Regions from separate parts of the Homo sapiens genome. Here all the other regions are linked to region 2. Evidence: chromatin contacts called from ENCODE Hi-C or POLR2A ChIA-PET data. All regions are on one chromosome and are shown on one strand. The core of a region is the stretch at or near the end of the contact, and the rest is flanking DNA. Distances in the headings are between cores, read along the strand shown. Region 1 overlaps ADGRV1 (adhesion G protein-coupled receptor V1). Region 2 overlaps ADGRV1 (adhesion G protein-coupled receptor V1). Region 3 has its middle 18 kb from the start of LUCAT1.

Region 1 (2,700 bases), core at 87-2,586, 170 kb before region 2:
TTTTAATGAAATATCTCTCACAATATGAGAGCCTGCATAATATAGAATATCCAATTCATTAAACACTTGCAGAGGGTCCCCTCTGGGCCATCTGGGATTACTACTGCCTAACTTTGAAGGAGAAACCTAACCAGAATATTTTAGTATGTTGCATCAGTGATAAGAAAACTTCTGAACTTGTGCCATGAGACCTCAGAGAAGGGGCCACTTTGTTCATCCCAAGGTGACTCGGAATAGATGACACCAAAGCTGAAAGATTTGTAGATTTTTTTATAGGTGAAGAGAGAGAGGAGGGAGAAGGAGGTACTTGCTGGAAGTGTGTCCTGGCAAAGCAAGCAGCACTGGTAAAAGCAGGCAGATCCGACAGAATGTCGTGTATGGATGGAGAAAGAGAATGAAACAGCAGTTTAAGATGACTGGTGGGTAATGCAAATTTGAGAAGTCATGGGGGATGAGGCTGGACTGGTAAACAAGAGCTAAGTCATCAAGGGCCAGATATCAAACAAGTTTATACAGTGAAGATTTAGGGCAAAGGGGTGATGTGGAAGGGATGAGTTTTCCAAAAAGTTAGTCACTTATCCAAGAATGTATCCAGCTCACTTAATGAAGCTAGCTCACTTATGGAGCTAGATACATTCAAATAGTTTCTATAAATCAAATTCCTTTTCTTAGTTCAGTTCTCCTAGTGATGCCCAAATTGACAAATTTCACTAGGTAAAATGTTTGCTTTTCTTGAAGTAATATAATTCTACCTGGAAGTCAGCATATTTTTAAAAATCACAAATTGTAAGAAAAAAATCATTTTGCTTATGTGCCAAATTTTATATGTGATTATGTTGAAGTATGGAAAACAGCATAATTCAACAAACATTTTATTAAAATTGACAACACAATTTCTTAAAAGAAATATTTTAATAATGGTTAATTCCTACTTGTTAGTCTATAATTACGCATGTTTCCTAATTGATGAAAAGAAATGAAATCACTCTTTCTGGACAGGCATATACTTGAAAATCCTTTACCGTATATTGGCTTAGAGAAAAATTGATGTTCCTTGCTGCTTAAATAAATTTAAGCCCCTAAAATCTGAAAACTTAATTGAATATTTAGTGGACATAAAATGAATGGTCCATAAGAGCAGAGGCACAAAGTTGAAACAGCAAAGATAAGCATGAGGGACTCTAGCTTTAGATTTTTACTTTACTCACTTTGTTTTATTTTCCTTCTCCACATAAATTGTTATAAATTTTCCACTTGCTAGAAGGGATTTCTCAAGCATTGCAGGGCAGCTTAGTTTATTTTCTTCGTGGGTAAATCTGTATGTAATCATTTTAGCAGGTGAGAGAATTCAAGGAAGTGGTAACTTGCCAGGAAATGAGTTCTCAGGGCTGTGAATGTTTTTTCATTAGTGGTATGATTTCCCAAATATCCCATTTCATTTTCGTGTAAAAGGTACTTTTCCATCTCATCACGTCTACATTGAGTTAGTTTGCCCACTAGGAGGCACTCTTTCCAAGCTCTGTTTCCCAGGGTGTCCCGCTGACTTTCCCCAATAAAAACCTGTGGGTATTTACTCATCTTTTGTGTTTTTGTTACTAAGCTAAGTTTTGTACCTTGCTTCTGTTTGCTAGTGGAAATGGCCTTTTTTGTTGTTGTTTAAAACAAACCAACAAAAACAACTTCCAAATGTTTTGGTTGGTACTTGTTTTTCAAGGTACTAGTTTGTGGAGAGATGCTTAACTTACTAGAAAAACACAATGTGTTTGATATCAAGTGTTCACTAAAAGTTCTACTATTACCTTTAAAATAGTAATATTCTCCCTGATATTTATTTTCAAATGTAAAAACATATAGATCTCTAAGTATAGCTCAGTTGTGAACAATTGAAAACATTAAGTCACCATAGAATGCATCGCTGCAAAAGACAAACAGTGATTTGTGTCAGAAAAAGCTTTCAGATTAAAAAAAATCAGAGAATATAGGCTTGTCGTGAGTTGTGTGTGTGTGTGTGTATACATACACATAGTATACACACATACATATATGTATACATGTAAAAACACACAGCAACAAGACTGTATAAAAAGGACACTTGCTCAGTGGCATGTGAAAGTCACTCTCATCACACATTGTGCTGGTCACATATTGATATGCAGGCCCCACGTATATAATTATACGTATAAAATTAGAGTTATTAGTGATCCCGGAATAATCACTCTCTGAAGACTTTTAATGAACTTCAAATTGAAAGTGGTTGGTTTACTTAAAAAGCATGATTTCTCAAATTTTTTAATCTCAGAGCTTGAGACCTGGTCCCATCAATTCATTCACTTATTGAGTGTCTGCTCTGTGTCGGGCCTTGTTCTATATTTTGTTTACGGCAATGAACATACAAACAAAATTTACTCATGGTGTTTATGTTTGGTGGTAGTGGTGGCAAGGCAGGGGTGCACACCAGAGTAGGATTAATTGCAATGACAAAGGGTAATGTTGTAAAAGGATTAAGAGTGTTAGAAGCAGAACTATTTTATATAGGGATGCCAAGGAAAATGTATCTGAGAAGATACTATTTGAGCAGAGATCTGAGGGAAATGAGGAAGAAAGCTATGCATGTAGCTGGGGGATACATTCCAGATAAAAGGGCAAAGCAAATATAGTCCTGAGGTTTATTTTAAGGGCAGTAAGTGAGTCTGGTTCTGG
Region 2 (2,700 bases), core at 58-2,557:
ACTTCTTAATTACACAGGGGAAAATGCTAACTTTACAGTGAAGAATTTGTGCAGCCATCATCTTAATCAAGTGACCAAAATGAACATCTTCAGTAACGGGAAAAATTGAGTTCTTGCGTCACCTTATAGAATGCTGTAAGATGAACTCAGCATCCCTTCTGTGATTTCTAACGGCTTATAATCTAAATCTAATCACGAGAAAAATCAAATAAACTCAAATTTAAGGACACTGCAAGAAAAACTGGCTGGTAATCATCAAAAGTGTCAGGGTTACAAAAGTCAAGGACACACAGAAGACCCATTTGGGATTAAGAATCTACGAAGACGTGTCAACTATACACGACTGGATCTCTGGATCTCTCTGCTAAAAAGGAAATTACTGGTATAATAAAATGGAATCTGAGAATGATAGTACTATATCAGTGTTAATTTCCTAATTTGATGGCATCATGTTTATGTAGGAAAATGTCTTTGTAGAAAATACACATTATTCAGAGGGTAATGGGGGATCAGATTCACAATTTTCAATTAATTCAGGGAAAAAAAAACTTTCTCATTGTACTCTACTTGCACGTCTTCTGTATGTTTGAGATTGTTTCCAAGTAAAATTAAATTTGAAAATTGCTAAAGTTGTAAGCAACTGTTTAAATTTCCATAGTGGACGAGGATTTTAGGTGTTAATTGATGATAGTGGGTAAAGAAGGGCTTTGAGGTCTGTCATGAAAGTTGTCAGTGGTGTGGTCTACCCTGATGTCTTTCAACAGCTTGAAAATGTGTTTATTTGTGGCTGCAAAGATCCGATTCACTTTCTAAATCTTATATAACTTGTCACTTAAATATTAAGATCGCCTCTATATGGTTATTATTCTAAAACTCAGATAGCAAAGAAAACTCAAAATAGACAAGTGGAAAGGGTAATAAAGTCCCTTGGCCCTGAGAAAATCTATTCTGAAAACGTCTGAAACAAACTGCATTAGAACATGTGTAGAATAAGTTTAGTTGATCATTATGAATCAGTCACTTCATCTTTGCTCTTAAACTTACCAATAAATTTTGGTGTCTTCTCAGTCAGAAAAAAGATGTGAGTACAGGTTTTTCCAACACACACACACGTGCGCATGCACACACACACACACGCACACACGCACGATGTTATATAATTTCTGTTCTTAAGTGCCTGGTTGGAATATGCTAATTTCGGGAGCACACTACTGCCTGCCATTTTCTGGTGGAACAGTCTTTTAAGGAGATTTCTACAAATCCATTGTTGCTTTGTGGTACTTACTGAACAGTCCAGCAGGTGGTAGTCTAGGAGAGGAACAGTTCTCATCCTCCCCCAGCCATCCCTGGGCCTACCAGCAGCCCCATTTGCAAAACAGAATGTGGACTCAGCAATGTGCCTTCTCCCCTCTGGCATAAGAATGGGATTTCCAAGGTTGTTCTCTCAAAATGGGCACTAGAATACCACAGAAAGAAGCCAAAAATAACTGTGTATACATGTGACTGTGCAGTATTCTGAAGCTCAAAAATTCTTTTTTTTTTATTTCTAGAAATTCCACTGATTTTATATCTCTTTGCTCTGATTTCCGTGACATGGCTTTGGGGAGGACTACACATGGCCTACAGACACTTCTGGATGTTGGTTCTCTTTGTCATTTTCAACAGTCTGCAGGTAAGCCTTACAATTTGGTTAGTGACAACATACATTTATCTTAATGAACACAAGGCATAGAATTTCAATATTAAAGAGTCAAGCATCCACACACAGGTGAATTTGTGTACATAATAACATCATATAGAGTTGTAAAATAAAATGATAGGAACCTAAATCCTTAACATTTGAAATATGACTGGGATTCTAACTTGCTCATTATACAATTAGGGAAGACAAAATATTTATTCTCCTTCATTTTGAACATCGAAGTAACTACACAAACATATTTCTTTTTCAGTAGGATTGATGTTTATCAACTTTGCAAATGGCAGTCATGTAAGATCAATGCACATATTTGGATTGTGGCTGGGTCTAGAAATTAGATCAATTGAGGAGTGAAATAGTGATGTTCAAGCAGTCCCCTCTTAAGTGTGATGCTTAGTGAAATGAGAGTGTTTGGTTCACTAAAACATGACTGACATCCCCTAAGTCCAGCAGTGCCCAGCTTAAATTAGTTTTATAAGCATGCTTGGATAACTAGAAATTATATAACTGCAGCAAAAATGAAAGCTGAGATTTTTAGTACTTTTGTTAAATGGAAAAATGTTGCACCCTGATATTAACAAATGGAACAAATGAACACATTTTCCTTGTTTTCCAAAGTGAAACGATCTGTCCTAGACTAAAAGAATTTCTTAAATTTATTAAATTATCTCTAAATAGTCCTTCTTTTGGCTACCATCTTGCAAGGATCATGTGTGGCAAACACACAGACATATACACACCTTCAGAATTGTAGCATACAATTGAAATGTGACTCCAGTCATTTTTTAGGTTTGCACCTGAGCAGACAAACTCTTCAGTTAGATCATAGCTTACATGATGGTGCCTAATCAAGGACATTATCAACTTAGGAAGGGGAAAATACAAAACAATTAAAAGTTTAGAACCAAGTTGCTACAAGTTTCTATATAGACAACTGTCTGTGGTTATAGTTACAGGTGAGCACTTACTATTGCCAGGTGGTAAAGAAGACAGTCCGGCCT
Region 3 (2,700 bases), core at 54-2,553, 190 kb after region 2:
AGGCACCAGTCTCATGAAATGGAGACCCAAATCTGTGAGATCTGACACTATCTCCAAGTAGACAGTGTCCTAATTGAATTAGAAGACACCCAGTTGGTATGTGCTGGAAAATTACTTGGTGTGTGGCAAAAATCCTACATGTCTAGTCAAATAAGTATTCTTTTTTTTTTATTATTTATTTTGAGATGGAGTCTAGCTCTGTTGCCCAGGCTGGAGTGCAGTGGTGTAATCTCAGCTCCCTGCAACCTCCGCCTCCTGGGTTCAAGCAATTTTCCCACCTCAGCCTCCCAAGTAGCTGAGATTCCAGGCACTCACCAACATACCTGGCTAATTTTCATATTTTTAGTAGAGACAGGTTTTCACCATGTTGGCGAGGCTGGTCTCAAACTCCTGACCTCAGGTGATCCGCCTGTCTCGGCCTCCCAAAGTACTGGGATTACAGGCGTGAGCCACTGCACCTCGCTTAAGTGTTCTGTGTTGAGTGTGAGAGTAGAGAGAAAAAAAATGCTTTTCTTTTCCATTTACATCTATCATTGTAGTTTTCTAAAAACTTATTTGTATTAAAGAGAATATCAAATGCCTGCATTATAAGGGGATAGGTTATGTCAGAAGGGGAGATTGGGATGTGTTTGCCTCTTTCTGATGCAGTGTGGGAACCACTGCTCTGAAAGTATTTGGTTATGCAAAAGAAGCAAAGGGAGAGGCTGGGCACAGTGGCTCATGCCTGTAATCCCAGCACTTGCGGAGGCCGAGGTGGGTGGATCACTTGAGGTCAGGAGGTGGAGACCAGCCTGGCCAACATGGTGAAAACCTGTCTCTACTAAAAATACAAAAATTAGCGGGGCCTGGTGGCGCGTGCCTGTAATCCCAGCTACTCCGGAGGCTGAGGCAGGAGAATCACTTGAACTCGGGAGGTGGAGATTGCACTGAGCCGAGATTGCACCATTGCATTCCAGCCTGGGCGACAGAGCAAGACTCCATTTCAAAAACAAAAAGAAAAGAAAAGAAAAAAGAAGCAAAGAGAGAAACATGAGCTCTTTACTCTTAAGAAATATGAAACAAAAGCGTTCATTTCCAGGTACAGTGGAGACGGGGGCTAATTTCTGCAGGCCACAGCCTGACTTTCATCTAATATGTGCCTCCCAAAGCTGAGATAATAGACCCAGCATGTAAATCACATCTCAATTCTGTCTCAATAGTGTCTCTGCCCAGTCACCCAGAAATCCACTATACTAATGAAGTGAAGGATGTGTGGCAAGCCCAGCTCTGCGGTTGGGACACAGCCCTGGCACAGCTCCTGCTGACATGTGCCACTCCTGGAATGCTGGGCCACTCCACCCTCAAGCTAACTTCTGGCTGAACTGGGGGTAACCTGGCTTCAGCAGAGGAGAAGCGTCAGTCCTGGTTTTCACACTTGAACTTTTGGTTCAAGAGCAAAAGCCAAAAAATGCAACCTATCCCAAGTAACAGCCAGGATGTTGATGCTGCCAGGCAATTCCTGGCTCACTGGACCACCACCTCCTACTTTCTGGACCAAGAGGATACACCAGAGACCAAACTCCTGTGATTCAGACCTTGGTGACAAATCATTGATCCAGCCAGCTTTTTTCCTTTGCTTAAGTTACTACCTAGTAATGAGCTGTGCACTTTGCAAAGAGTATTAATACTTTTAGACTAGCAAGATGTAGAAGAAATATTGCAGTATTTATGAAAAATGATGGCCTTGGAGACTAGAAGAACTTTAGAGGAGGTGGGATTTTATTTTTAGTACCATATCTGCTCTAATAAGTTTAACACTTCATATAATAAGATTCATCATATTGTCATCTATTGTCATCAAAATTCTAGTGTGATGTTCTTTTTCTATACAGAAGTGTTAAGTGCATAGGATTAAAAATGCTGTGATAGGCTGTAACCCGAAAGGGGTATGATTCAGACCCCAAGAGAGGGTTCTTGGATCTCACACAAAAAGAATTTGAGGCAAATCTATAAAGTGAAAGTCAGCTTATTAAGAAAGTAAAAGGCTGGGTGGGGTGACTCATGCCTGTAATCCCAGCAATTTGGGACTCTGAGGCGGGTGGATTACCTGATGTCAGGAGTTCGAGACCGGCCTGGCCAACACAGCGAAACCCCATCTCTACTAAAAATAAAAAAAATTAGGTGGGCGTGGTGGTGCATGCCTGTAATCCCAGCTACTCGGGAGGCTGAGGCAGGAGAATTGCCTGAACCTAGGAGGCGGAGGTTGCGGTGAGCTAAGATTGTGCCACTGCACTCCAGCCTGGGTGACAGAGTGCGACTGCATCTCAAAAAAAAAAAAAGTAAAGGAATAAAAGAATGGCTACTCCATAGAGCAGCCCTGATGGCTGCTGGTTGCCCATTTTTATGGTTATTTCTTGATGATATGCTAAACAAGGGGTGGATTATTCATGCCTCCCCTTTTTACACCACATAGGGTAACTTCCTGATGTTGCCATGGTATTCGTAAACTGTCATGGCTCTGGTGGGAGTGTAGCAGTGAGGATGAGCAGAGGTCACTCTCATCACCACCTTGATGTTGGTGGGATTTAGCTGGCTTCTTTACTGCAAGCTGTTTTATCAGCAAGGTCTTTATGACCTGTATCTTGAGCCAAACTCCTATCTCATGCTGTGACTTAGAATGCCTAACCATCTGGGAATGCAGCCCAGTAGGTTTAGCCTCAT

Evidence for each region. Hi-C counts contacts between places; a loop is a spot of excess contacts on that map. ChIA-PET counts read pairs that join two places held with the same protein, here RNA polymerase II (POLR2A). Pooled maps may share reads with other maps.
Region 1: a map of MCF 10A shows a loop between it and region 2 (14-fold over the local background). The contact joins two enhancer-like sites. A Hi-C loop is called at or near these places in 71 of 168 maps with a recorded cell type or tissue (A673, Caco-2, Calu3 and 41 more), 27 of 37 single-sample maps with no recorded cell type and 46 of 50 pooled maps. POLR2A ChIA-PET finds 5 or more read pairs at or near these places in 2 of 52 experiments (MCF 10A and activated CD8-positive, alpha-beta memory T cell).
Region 3: a map of PC-9 shows a loop between it and region 2 (5-fold over the local background). The contact joins two enhancer-like sites. A Hi-C loop is called at or near these places in 40 of 168 maps with a recorded cell type or tissue (A673, CD14-positive monocyte, Caco-2 and 22 more), 2 of 37 single-sample maps with no recorded cell type and 32 of 50 pooled maps. POLR2A ChIA-PET finds 5 or more read pairs at or near these places in 2 of 52 experiments (MCF 10A and activated CD4-positive, alpha-beta T cell).

Annotation. Positions count from the first base shown.
Region 1 is chr5:90,930,800-90,933,499 of GRCh38, forward strand. All of the region lies in intron 83 of ADGRV1 (adhesion G protein-coupled receptor V1), which reads left to right. Among named protein-coding and RNA genes, the nearest start is that of ADGRV1, 370 kb to the left of the region's middle. Within about 2 kb of position 1,337, at least 5 of the 41 ENCODE cell types and tissues checked have a DNase peak (open chromatin) inside an H3K27ac peak, as active enhancers do.
Region 2 is chr5:91,100,669-91,103,368 of GRCh38, forward strand. ADGRV1 (adhesion G protein-coupled receptor V1) reads left to right here. Exons shown (of 90, transcript NM_032119.4): 87 at 1,551-1,672. Among named protein-coding and RNA genes, the nearest start is that of LUCAT1, 210 kb to the right of the region's middle. Within about 2 kb of position 1,308, at least 3 of the 41 ENCODE cell types and tissues checked have a DNase peak (open chromatin) inside an H3K27ac peak, as active enhancers do.
Region 3 is chr5:91,295,513-91,298,212 of GRCh38, forward strand. No RefSeq gene overlaps it. Among named protein-coding and RNA genes, the nearest start is that of LUCAT1, 18 kb to the right of the region's middle. Within about 2 kb of position 1,304, at least 12 of the 41 ENCODE cell types and tissues checked have a DNase peak (open chromatin) inside an H3K27ac peak, as active enhancers do.